Linked DNA regions of Homo sapiens: region 2 is linked to region 1. Evidence: read pairs that join two places in POLR2A ChIA-PET (ENCODE). Cell type or tissue: GM12878. All regions are shown on one strand. Links, peaks and the distances in the headings refer to the core of each region. The heading gives the core; the rest is flanking DNA. Region 1 holds the start of TRS-AGA4-1 (tRNA-Ser (anticodon AGA) 4-1). Region 2 has its middle 12 kb from the start of TRT-AGT4-1.

Region 1 (5,380 bases), core at 99-5,098:
GCTGATTCTAAACTTTATATGGATAGATGAAAGAATTAGAATAGCTAAATCAATTTTGAAAAAATGCAGTGAATAATCACATTACCTGATTTTCAGATTTAATACCAACTTCAGTAATCAAGATAGTAAAGTATTGGCAGAAATATAAACATGTAGATCAATTGATCAGAACAGAGATTCCAGAAATAAATTTACACAAATATGGCGAATTGATTTTTGACAAAGGTGCAAATAAAATAAATGAAGAAATTAAAATTGTTCAACAAATAATATTGGGACAATGGGCTATCCATATGCAAAGGAAAGAAAGAAAGGAGAGAAAAGGAGAGAAAGAAAGGAAGGAAAAAAAGTAAGGAAGGCGTGGAAGAAAGAAGTGAAGGAAAAGTGGAAGGAAGAAAGAAAAGATATCCTAACATAAATCTAACAATTTATACAAAAATTAACTAAAAAATTGATCATATATGCAAATGTAAACATAAAACTATAAAACTGTTAAAAGAAAACATAACAGAATATCCACATGACCTTGAGTTGGGTGATGAGTTCTTAGATATGGCACTTTCCAAAAAAGAAAAAAAAATACATTGGACTTAATCAACTTTTAACACATTTGCTCTGCAAAAGAAACTGTTAAGACATTGAAAAAAATAAAGACTGGCAGAAAATATTTGTAAGTCATGTATCTGATAGAGAAATTTTATCTAGAATATATAAAGAATCCTTAAAACTCAGCAATAAGAAAACAACCCAATAAAAATTGGGTAAAGGCATAAACACTTTACCAAACAGAGTATAAGGATGGCAAATAAGCACACAAAAAATGTTTGACATCATTAGCCATTATGAAATGCAACTTTTTTTTTCACAATTGCCCCAAACTGGAAACAAATGTCACACAACACAAATGTCCTTCAATGAGTGGATAAACTGTGGTACATCCGTGCAATGGAATTCTATTCAAGAGCAAAAAGGAATGAAATTTTGATATTTGTAACAACTTGGGAAAATCTTCATTTATTTCTTTTTTTTGAGACGGTGTCTTGCTCTGTAGCCCAGGTTGGAGTGCAGCAGCGCGATTTAGGCTCACTGCAAGCTCCGCCTCCCGGGTTCGCGCCATTTTCCTGGCTCAGCCTTCCGAGTAGCTGGGACTACAGGCGCCCGCCACCACGCCCGGCTAATTTTTTGTATTTTTAGTAGAGACAGGGTTTCATCGTGTTAGCCAGGATGGTCTCGATCTCCTGACCTCGTGATCCGTCCTCCTCGGCCTCCCAAGGTGCTGGGATTACAGGCGTGAGCCACCGCTCCCAGCCAACTTGGGTAAATCTTAAGGCATTATGCTAAGCAAAAGAAGCTGATCTCAAAAAGTTACATACTGTATGATTCCATTTCTACATTTTCCAAAAGGCCAAAATATACAAATGGAAAGAGTATTTATGATTGTCAGCTGCTATGTGTGGGATTAGGATGAGACTATAAAGGAACAGTGCTAGGGAGGCTTATGGACTGATAGAACTGGTGTGTATCCTGATATGGTAATGGGTATGTGTATATACATGTAAGTGCTTTTTAAAAGTCAATTTTACTTAATACTTTTTAAAAATACAGATAGCTCCCATTTGTGGCATAGACTGTACCTTCTCCATGGTTTCTGTGAGAAACACTTTCACCGAGCTCTTGAAAGAGTTTATTTTGAGCAGGGTTTGGAGGAGAGAAAACCCGGTGAGACCCTGGAGCACTGCACGTTGCCAGTGAAGGAGGATTACTGTGGTTACTAGCTTATTTACTTCGGGCAGCTCAGCGACATTTTGACAGCAAACACATACACCGCCAGGGCAGAATTAGAGAGGGGCTAACGATGATATAAGTGCTCCTGTTCGTTCCGCTTTACATTAACCAGAGGGGTGAAAGATGATACAAGTTCTCCTGTATTTTCCGTATTATATTAACCTGACCCCATTTTAGGGTAAAATTTCAAACGTAGTCGGCAGGATTCGAACCTGCGCGGGGAGACCCCAATGGGTTTCTAGTCCATCACCTTAACCACTCGGCCACGACTACAGACATGACAGCATGACTACAGACATGACAGCACAACTACAGACATGACAGAACTTCGGAAGCACTAAGATAAGTGTATCCACCACAGGAGCATCTTTATTTTGAACAAACCGGGTCAATTCAGAAACCAGCTCCCCTGGGGGCAAGTTTGGCTCTGTGCTGGTTGCTGGAGTCCTCGAAACTGAAAACAAATTTACTCACCACGGAGGTGGAGCCCGGCCTTAATCCTAGTTTTAAACCTGGGACCTTTTGCTAGACGATGGGACCTTCTGCTAGAACTTCCAGGAGACCAACCTCTCCTCACTGAATGACACTGTTGCTTAATGGATTTCAGAAAAGGAAATGCTCCCTCAGCTAAGCTGAGGGAGAGAAAAACGATACAGAAAACCTCTGGATCTTCTCACTTGGTGTCCCTAAGCCCCTAAATGTAAACCTAAAATATTTATCTCATTGTGTTTGGGAAATTGTTTTGCAAATGACAACGCGCTCTCACTTTCCAGACGGGTTAAGAAGAAATTTGCAAGTAAAGCCGGCCCGTGAGTTCTTTTCCTGGAAAATCCTAGATCCTAACAGACCCTAGTTACTTTCTAAAAAATTGAACACTTGGTTTAATTTTCTGAACAATGCAATGGTTGATCAAACCAATTTAACCAATAAAGCACATGTCCAGTTCTCCTTTTTACGTTTGTAACTCGCCAGTTCCTTTAGCAGAATGTCCAGATGCTCTATAGAAATGAAATGAAATGAAAAAAACAAAAACAAAAAACCAAAAAACAAAGAACTCTAAATGTGGATGCCAGATCCCAAGATGCATAGATGTACAGATCCCACTTTATGGTCAGAAAAATGTTAATCGACAAAATGAATTTGATGCATCTTGAGAAAGCTAATTGTTTGGTTTTAATATATTATATTTAACCGGAAGTAACAAAGTGCCTTTTACATAGCATTCTATTTAATTCATATATCACGGAGAAAGTTTTTTTCCAGAAAACTGAATCTTTTTCAAAATCAAATAATTTCCTTTTATCTGTACCTAGAGAAAGTTAATTATGTCATGACTGATAAACAGAATAAATGTGGTCATGGAAAGTAAGAATGCATCACACTTACTTTCTATATATAGATGTTTATATCGAACAAGAGCATTACTAATGTGTTTTTTATTGGCCATCTTTGGAAAACGTGCAGTCATTTGCTTTAAAAGATTGTATAATGTATTTTAAATCTTTATTTTCAGCTGGGCGCGGTGGCTCACACCTGTAATCCCAGCACTTTGGGAGGCCGAGGCGGATAGATCACCTGAGGTTAGGAGTTCCAGACCAGCCTGACCAATATGATGAAACCCTGTCTCTACTAAAAATACAAAAATTAGCTGGGCGTGGTGGCATATGCCTGTAATCCCAGCTACTCCGGAGGCTGAGACAGGAGGATTACTTGAACTCGGGAGGCGGAGATTGCAGTGAGCCGAGACTGAGCCATTGCACTCCAGCCACTTCAGCCTGGGCAACTAGAGTAAAATTCCTTCTCAAAAATAAATACATAAATAAATATTTATTTATTTTCTGCCTGTCCCTTTAGGACTATTTTTGGAGCAGGCCTCTGTCATGAGGGTTTCTGAAAAATTATTTGAAAGTCGCAATCTTTTGTTATGAATAAAAAGTTTATAAGAATTTTTAATCAAAATATATATGCAAAATAATGTTTAAAGTTCTATTAAATATTCTCAGGTGAGAAGGACAAAGAAGGCTTCATGAATTCTACAAACCTCTAAATGCTCATTAGAGGTAACATGCTCATTAGAGGAATTATTTCAGTAACTAACAAATTCAAAAAGCATATGATTGTGAAAGTTACTGAACAAGACAGTTGATCAAACCAAGGACTACTTAAGGAAAACATTCAACGACATCAAAGTCCTTGGATCTACATTTCGAGGGTTCATCTTTCTTGTGTCAATATGTGAAATAAATGTCTCTCTTTCTTTCTCTCTCTTTTTCTTTTCTTTCTTTTTTGAGACGGAATTTAGCTCTTGTTGCCCAGGCTGGAGTGCAATGGCATGATCTCGGCTCACCGCAACCTCCGTCTCCCGGGTTTAAGCGATTCTCCTGCCTCAGCCTCCGGAGTAGCTGAGATTACAGCCATGCGCCACCACGCCCCGCTAATTTTGTATTTTTAGTAGAGACAGGGTTTCTCTATGTTGATCAGGCTGGTCGCGAACTCCCAACTTCAGGTGATCCGCCCGCCTGGGCCTCCCAAATTGTTCGGATTAGAGGCGTGAGCCACCGCGCCCGGTCTTAATCTTAATTAATTAGAAAAATTTGCTGGGCGCGGTGGCTCACGCCTGTAATCCCACCATTGTGGGAGGCTGAGGTGGGCGAATCACCTGAGGACGGGAGTTCGAGAACAGCCTGACCAACAAGGAGAAACCCCATCTCTACTAAAAATACAAAAAAAATTACCTGGGCGTGGTAGCGCACGCCTGTAATCCCAGCTACTCGGGAGACTGAGGGAGGAGAATCGTTTAAACCCGCGAGGCGGACGGAGGTTGCGGTGAGCCGAGATCGTGCCACTGCACTCCAGCCTGGGCAACAAGAGCGAAACTCCTTCTAAAAAAAAAAAAAAGAAAGAAAGAAAGAAAAAGAAATCTTGCGTAATGATAGCTAACTCACACTTGGGGGTGTGGAGGGGAGGAGAAAGAACACTCATAATCCCACCTCCCCGAAACCAGCAATAGTAGCACATTGGTCTCTTTTCCTCCTCTCCCCATATTTTGAAGTCATATAGAATATAAAGTGTGCCAACATCCTCCAGCCAAAAATGTTCAGAAATACACCTGTAGTTGAATAAATTAGGTTTATTATTCCTTACAGCAAGCAAGAACACACACCATAAGGAAGCGTAGGGCACCTCGGTAAGATTATTATAAAGTATTAATACTTACAGGATCTACATATCTTGTGTTAGGTGATTTTAGGGGAAGTTTTAAAGAAGCAGAGATTGTTCTTGATTAGATGCTGTCTGAAAGCAGTGGGGAATTCTGTAATTAGATAGCTTAACAGATCTTATCTAGAAGGAGTAAAAACAGAGCTAGACTAGCTTCTTGGAAAACCTGTTCTCTGGGACTGTGCGTTTTCTTTTGGCTCCTATGTCCTCCCTCCCTTGGAAAGAGACTTCTTTGGAACACCCATCCCTCCTTCACTAAGGAGCAGAGCGTGAACTTTTTCTGAAGGAGAGACAGTCACAGAATCCTCCTTTTTCAGTTAGGCTCCTCTGGTCAGCTCTTCACAGACTCTGCCGGCTTTCCTGTTCAAATGCACTT
Region 2 (5,380 bases), core at 105-5,104, 180 kb after region 1:
AGGGTGTGGGATTTTGTCAAATGCTTTTTCTGTATCAATGGAGATGATTATGTAATTTTTTTCCATTCTGTTAATGTGGTATATATTACATTGACTGATATTTGTATGTTGAATTATCCTCACATTCCAGGAATAAATCTTACTTTTTCGTAGTGTATAATCTTCTTAACATATTGCTAACCAGGCATGGTGGCTCATGCCTGTAATCCCAGCACTTTGGGAGGCCAAAGCAGAGGATTGCCTGAGCTCAGGAGTTCACGACCAGCCTGGGCAACACAGTGAAACCCCGTCTCTACTAAAATACAAAAAATTAGCTGGGTGTGGCGGCGTGTGCCTTTAGTCCCAGCTACTCGGGAGGCCGAGGCAGGAGAATTGCTTGAATCTGGGAGGTGGAGGTTGTAGTAAGCTGAGCTCACGCCACTACACTCCAGCCTGGTTGGTAGAGCAAGACTCCATCTCAAAAAACAAAAACAAAAACAAACCCAAAACATATTGCTAACTTTAGTTTGCTAGTAATTTGTGGATACATTTTTGTATCGTACTGCTTCAGTATCCTTACTAGTTATAGGTCTATTCACATTTTTTATTTCTTTTTAATTAAATTTTAATAGATTGTTTCTAGGAGCTTATCCACTTCATCTAGGTTATCCAATTTGCTGGCATACAATTCTTCACAATATTCTTTTATAATCCTTTTGATTTCTGTAAATTCGTAATGTTTCTTCTTTTCCTTCCTTCCTTCCTTTCTTTCCTTCTTTCCTTTTCTTCCTGTTTATTCTTTTCATTACAATCTCTGATTTTCATGACAGTCAATCTCAAGGGAAAGCTATGACCACCTCCATGTGAACCTGAAAATGGATATCCTATGTGTTTGGCCCAGCTACCATAGACATCTCTTGCCCCAGAGTTCCGGTGTATTTTTCCCTCTTAGTTTTTCGGTTCCTCTCCGCCATTGCACCAGCCTCAGGTCCACATAGGATGCTCTCTGCTGAGTATTGCCTTGAGTTACTGCTCTCTCTCATGTTCTAGCTGATGCTACTCGTGATCACAGTATCACCTGAGTAGGAAAGAGGATGCTAGAGGTAAAAAATGCTACCACAGCATTTTGTTTGTTTATAAAATGTTAGACCCTGGTCCCCTCCATTTTTTTCCCCTTTCATATCTAAATTTTGAGACCACTGGCCTCTAACAGTCTGTAGTAGCCCTAAGTTCAAGGTGTCATATGCTTCTCTGGTGCCTGTTAGTGAGCCAAATAGAGAAACACTATGCTAGAGAGACTGCTGACCAGGAAGATCACATCAAACCAATGGTAACAGAAATTGAACTGCAGTTCTCCAAGGACTTCGGTAATTATGGTGCATATTCTAGAGGCATACTCATTCAGATTAGAAGCGCAGAGGAGACAAAGTACATGCCCATTATCTGTGCTAATAGCAGGACATTGACACTGGAGGACTTACTGCTAGAGATGGCATAAAAGAACGTGGTATGAGCAATCCTCTGATGGATGTGGCGATGATTATTCCAACAAGAATGGAGGAAATGTGTTGGGACCAAAATTTCACATCACACTGGATTCCCAGATAATTCACAGTGATCTCAACGCCTCTTGTGACAGGATCCATTTTCCCAACTCGATCAAAAGCAATGTTGATGGTGCCATGAAAATTTTTCAAACACAGTAAATAGAGAAAAAGTAACCCAGAAAATTGAAATATTTCCTTTTGAAGGTTTTGGAGTATTCTGTTCTCTCCTTGGTAGCGTACAGATCAGCTGTTTTCAGAAAAAGCTGCCTGCTTAGTTCTTCCAAAGCATCCACTTCCTGTTGAGTAAGTGGTAATACTTTCTATCATTCCCCAGAATCCTGATGGTTTGTTATGCACCTCCCCTTTCTGGAACATCGTTCTCTGTGCCATTGCCATCCTTTTCTTTGTGGTTATGATCATATCCATGGTTTGGAGCAGTCGCTGTTCCAGGGCTAGAATATCTGTGTCAGTCACATTCCTGAGGAAATAAGACATCAAAGTGTATGTGCAGTAGACGGCACCAAATCCAGAAAGGAGGGCCATGAGAGTAACTCCAATCACACCAACCCAGCTGATGAGCTGTTCTATGGATAAGATCCCATGTTTTGGGCTGAGAATGGGAAAGGAATCTCCTAGTTTCCAGAAAAAACAGATAAAGGTCAACCACAAGAGACAGGAAAAAAGCAGTCGTTGTTTATGCACTAAGACAGAGGAGACAAAAGTAGTCGGATGTTGCTCACAATAAAATAGCCAGTTTAAAAACGCACCATGAAAACCAGAATCAGCAGAATTACACCTAGGTTCAATTTCCAGTAAAAATAACGACAGCTGCTACTCAATACTCCAAAGATTTCAAAGATGATGAGCTCAAACATAGTGCAAGAAAATGCAAACGTCACAGAGAAGATCACCTGTACAACATACTGACGCACCTCATAGTTCTTAAACAATTGGCACATGAAGAAAAGCCACCCAAATTAAAAAAAAATAGTATCTGGGAGGTAATCACGATGCTGGAATCAATCAGGAAGCCTATGGTGAAGTGTAGGGAGGGCTCCTGCCTCCATTTCCCACTTCCAAGGCCGCGGCACGCTGGGGCCACCGGCCTCTCACACAGGCGGCCTTCGCCCAGGTGCAGCCGTAGGGACTGCGGCTCGTCAGCCTGACGCCATCAAGCTGCGCCCCAGCCAGCCAGTCAATGGCTGTGTCCAGAGCTTCCCGCCTCGGGCTCAGCGTAGGTGGAGCGGACGCCTCCACTTTCATTTCTGATTTTAGTCTTCTGCGTCTCCTCTCTTGTTTATTTGTTTGTTTGTTTTTTGAGACAGAGTCTCACTCTATTGCCCAGACTTCGGTGGTGCCATTTCGGCTCACTGCAACCTCCGCCTCCTGGGTTCAGACGATTCTCCTGCCTCAGTCTCCTGAGTAGCTGGGATTACAGGCGCCGCCACAACGCTAGGCTAACTTTTGTATTTTTAGTAGAGACGGGGCTCTCGCCATGTTGGCCAGGCTGGTCTCGAACTCCTGACCTCAGGTGATCTGCCCACTTCGGCCTCCGAAAGTGCTACAGTTACAGGCATGAGCCACCGCGCCCGGCCCGCTCTTCTTTTTTCTTGGTTCATTTAGCTAAATGTTTGTCAATTTTGGTGAACTTTTCAAAGAACCAACTTTTGGTTTCATTGATTTTCTATATTGTTTCCAGCCTGTCCTTTCCGATGGCTTGCCTTTTCTGACAGCCTGCCCTATGGATTTAGCAATTACTAGCCAGGTTCACAGTTGCATAAGCCAATTCCTTAAAAAAAAATCAACCTCTCACATATAAATATTCATCTGGATGATTCTCCACAAACCGAATAAACCCCGCCTACCAGCATGCAGCTCAAGAGCACCCTAAGTTCCTTTCCAATCACTATGCGGAGGGAACCACTATTGCGACTCGCCCCACACCCACCGGCGAGAAGGCAGGGTCTTGCTTTGTAGTCCAGGCTGGAGGGCAGGGCGTAATCAGCTCACTTGAACTCCTGGGCTAAAGTGATCCTCCCTCCTCAGCATAAGCGACTAAAGGCTGGCTAATTTTTAAATTTTTTTTTGTAGAGACGGTGTCTTAATTATGTTGCCAGGGCTAGCTTCTAACTCCTGGCTCAAGTGATCCATCCGCTTCAACCAACTAAAGTGCTGGGATTGCAGGCGTGAGACACTGCGCACCGGATCACTGAAGCTGGACTGTATAGACATAGCTCCTTTTTTTTTTTTTTTTTTTTTTTTTTTTGAGACAGAGTTTCCCTCTTTGTTGCCCAGGTTGGAGTGCAGTGGCGCGATCACGGCTCACTGCTGCCTCCGCCTCCCGGGCTCAAGCGATTCTCCTGTCTCAGCCTCCGGAGTAGCTGGGATTACAGGCGCCTGCCACCACGCCCGGCTAATGTTTGTATTTGTAGCAGAGATGGGGTTTCACCATCTTGGCCAGGCTGGTCTTGAACTCCTGACTGCGTGATCCACCCGCCTCGGACTTCCAAAGTGCTGGGATTACAGGCGTGAGCCACCGCACCCGGCCTGAGACCTGGGAATTTTAGGAGAATCATTGGGTTGAACAAAAATTAGACACAGGCTGGGTGCGGTGGCTCATGCTGTAATCCCAGCACTTGGGAGGCTGAGGCAGGAGAATCGCTTGAACCCGGGAGGTGGAGGTTGCAGTGAGCCGAGATTGTGCCATTGCACTCCAGCCTAGGGGACAAGAGCCAGACTCCGTCTCAAAATAAAATAAAATAAAATAAAAAATAAAATAAAATAAAATAAAATAAGAAAATAAAAAAATAAAATAATATTCCCAGGTCTCACTTAATAGGCTGTCCAAAGCCAGTCTTGGACGCCATTAGGGAGACTCCTACCCTTTTTGCCTTACCTTTCTTTCACGTCAAAGTAATTCTGTGAATCATTGTTCTCTCGCTTTTCAAGTGGAGTCTCCTTCCTAGTTGGAGAATAGTAGCTCCTTGTCACTACTGCAGACACCCTTAGGGAGGACACCTGTGGTTTCCTGCCTTGCTTATTAGATGTCTACAATTTTTTCTTGGATTATTTTTTGAATAAATAACTTGGCTTCATTCACCATTCCAGATACTATTATTGCCACTTTACTATATGCTTACAGTATGTGTTAAATTATTTAATTTTATTAATTGAAAACAGTTTTTTGAGACAAGGTCTCGCTAGGTTACCCAGGCTGGTCTCGAACTCCTAGGCTCAAGCTACACTCCTATCTCAGACTCCCAAGTAGCTAGAATTATAGGTACATGCCACCCTGCCTGGCTTAATTTTTATGATAAGTAACACATTCACTTGGTTCAAACATCTTGAGTACAGAAAAAAAAATGCAGCTAATATCACCTTCCTCTTTCTCATCCACCCAGTTCCCAGCTTTTTAATTTAATTAATTTATTTTTCTTACGTGCTATCATGTCAAAGTACAGTTCCTAGCATTTTAAACAGGCTACCATTGTCATGAATTTCCTGCTATCTTTCCAGAGATTTTTAAAAGTGCAAATACAGTCTAATACAAATACATATTCTCTTCCACCCTGGCCCAGTCTGTATATTTAAAAGAGCATAAGGAGGCCGGGCGCGGTGGCTCACGCCTGTAATCCCAGCACTTTGGGAGGCCGAGGCGGGCAGATCACAAGGTCAGGAGATTGAGACCATCCTGGCTAACACTGTGAAACCCCGTCTCTACTAAAAAATACAAAAAATTAGCCGGGCGTGGTGGCGGGCGCCTGTAGTCCCAGCTACTCAGGAGGCTGAGACAGGAGAAGGGCGTGAACCCAGGAGGCGGAGCTTGCAGTGAGCCGAGATCGCGCCACTGCACT

Evidence for each region. ChIA-PET counts read pairs that join two places held together with the same protein. Peaks named below come from ENCODE experiments on the same cell type or tissue, not always from the same donor. Only the 100,000 strongest peaks of a DNase experiment are listed, where the experiment ranks them.
Region 2: POLR2A ChIA-PET joins it to region 1 with 10 read pairs; 5 of 35 experiments call an interaction of 5 or more read pairs at or near these places.

What each region holds. Positions count from the first base shown.
Region 1 is chr6:27,551,437-27,556,816 of GRCh38, forward strand. It overlaps TRS-AGA4-1 (tRNA-Ser (anticodon AGA) 4-1), which reads right to left and starts at 2,058; the gene lies at 1,977-2,058. In GM12878, for the core only: no CTCF peak of the experiment used is centred there; a DNase peak (open chromatin) is centred at 2,025; H3K4me3 peaks cover 1,505 bases; H3K27ac peaks cover 510 bases.
Region 2 is chr6:27,735,791-27,741,170 of GRCh38, forward strand. It overlaps the pseudogene GPR89P. Among named protein-coding and RNA genes, the nearest start is that of TRT-AGT4-1, 12 kb to the left of the region's middle. RefSeq lists enhancers at 1,784-2,983, 2,447-2,566, 2,577-2,916. In GM12878, for the core only: no CTCF peak of the experiment used is centred there; no DNase peak of the experiment used is centred there; H3K4me3 peaks cover 1,244 bases; H3K27ac peaks cover 811 bases.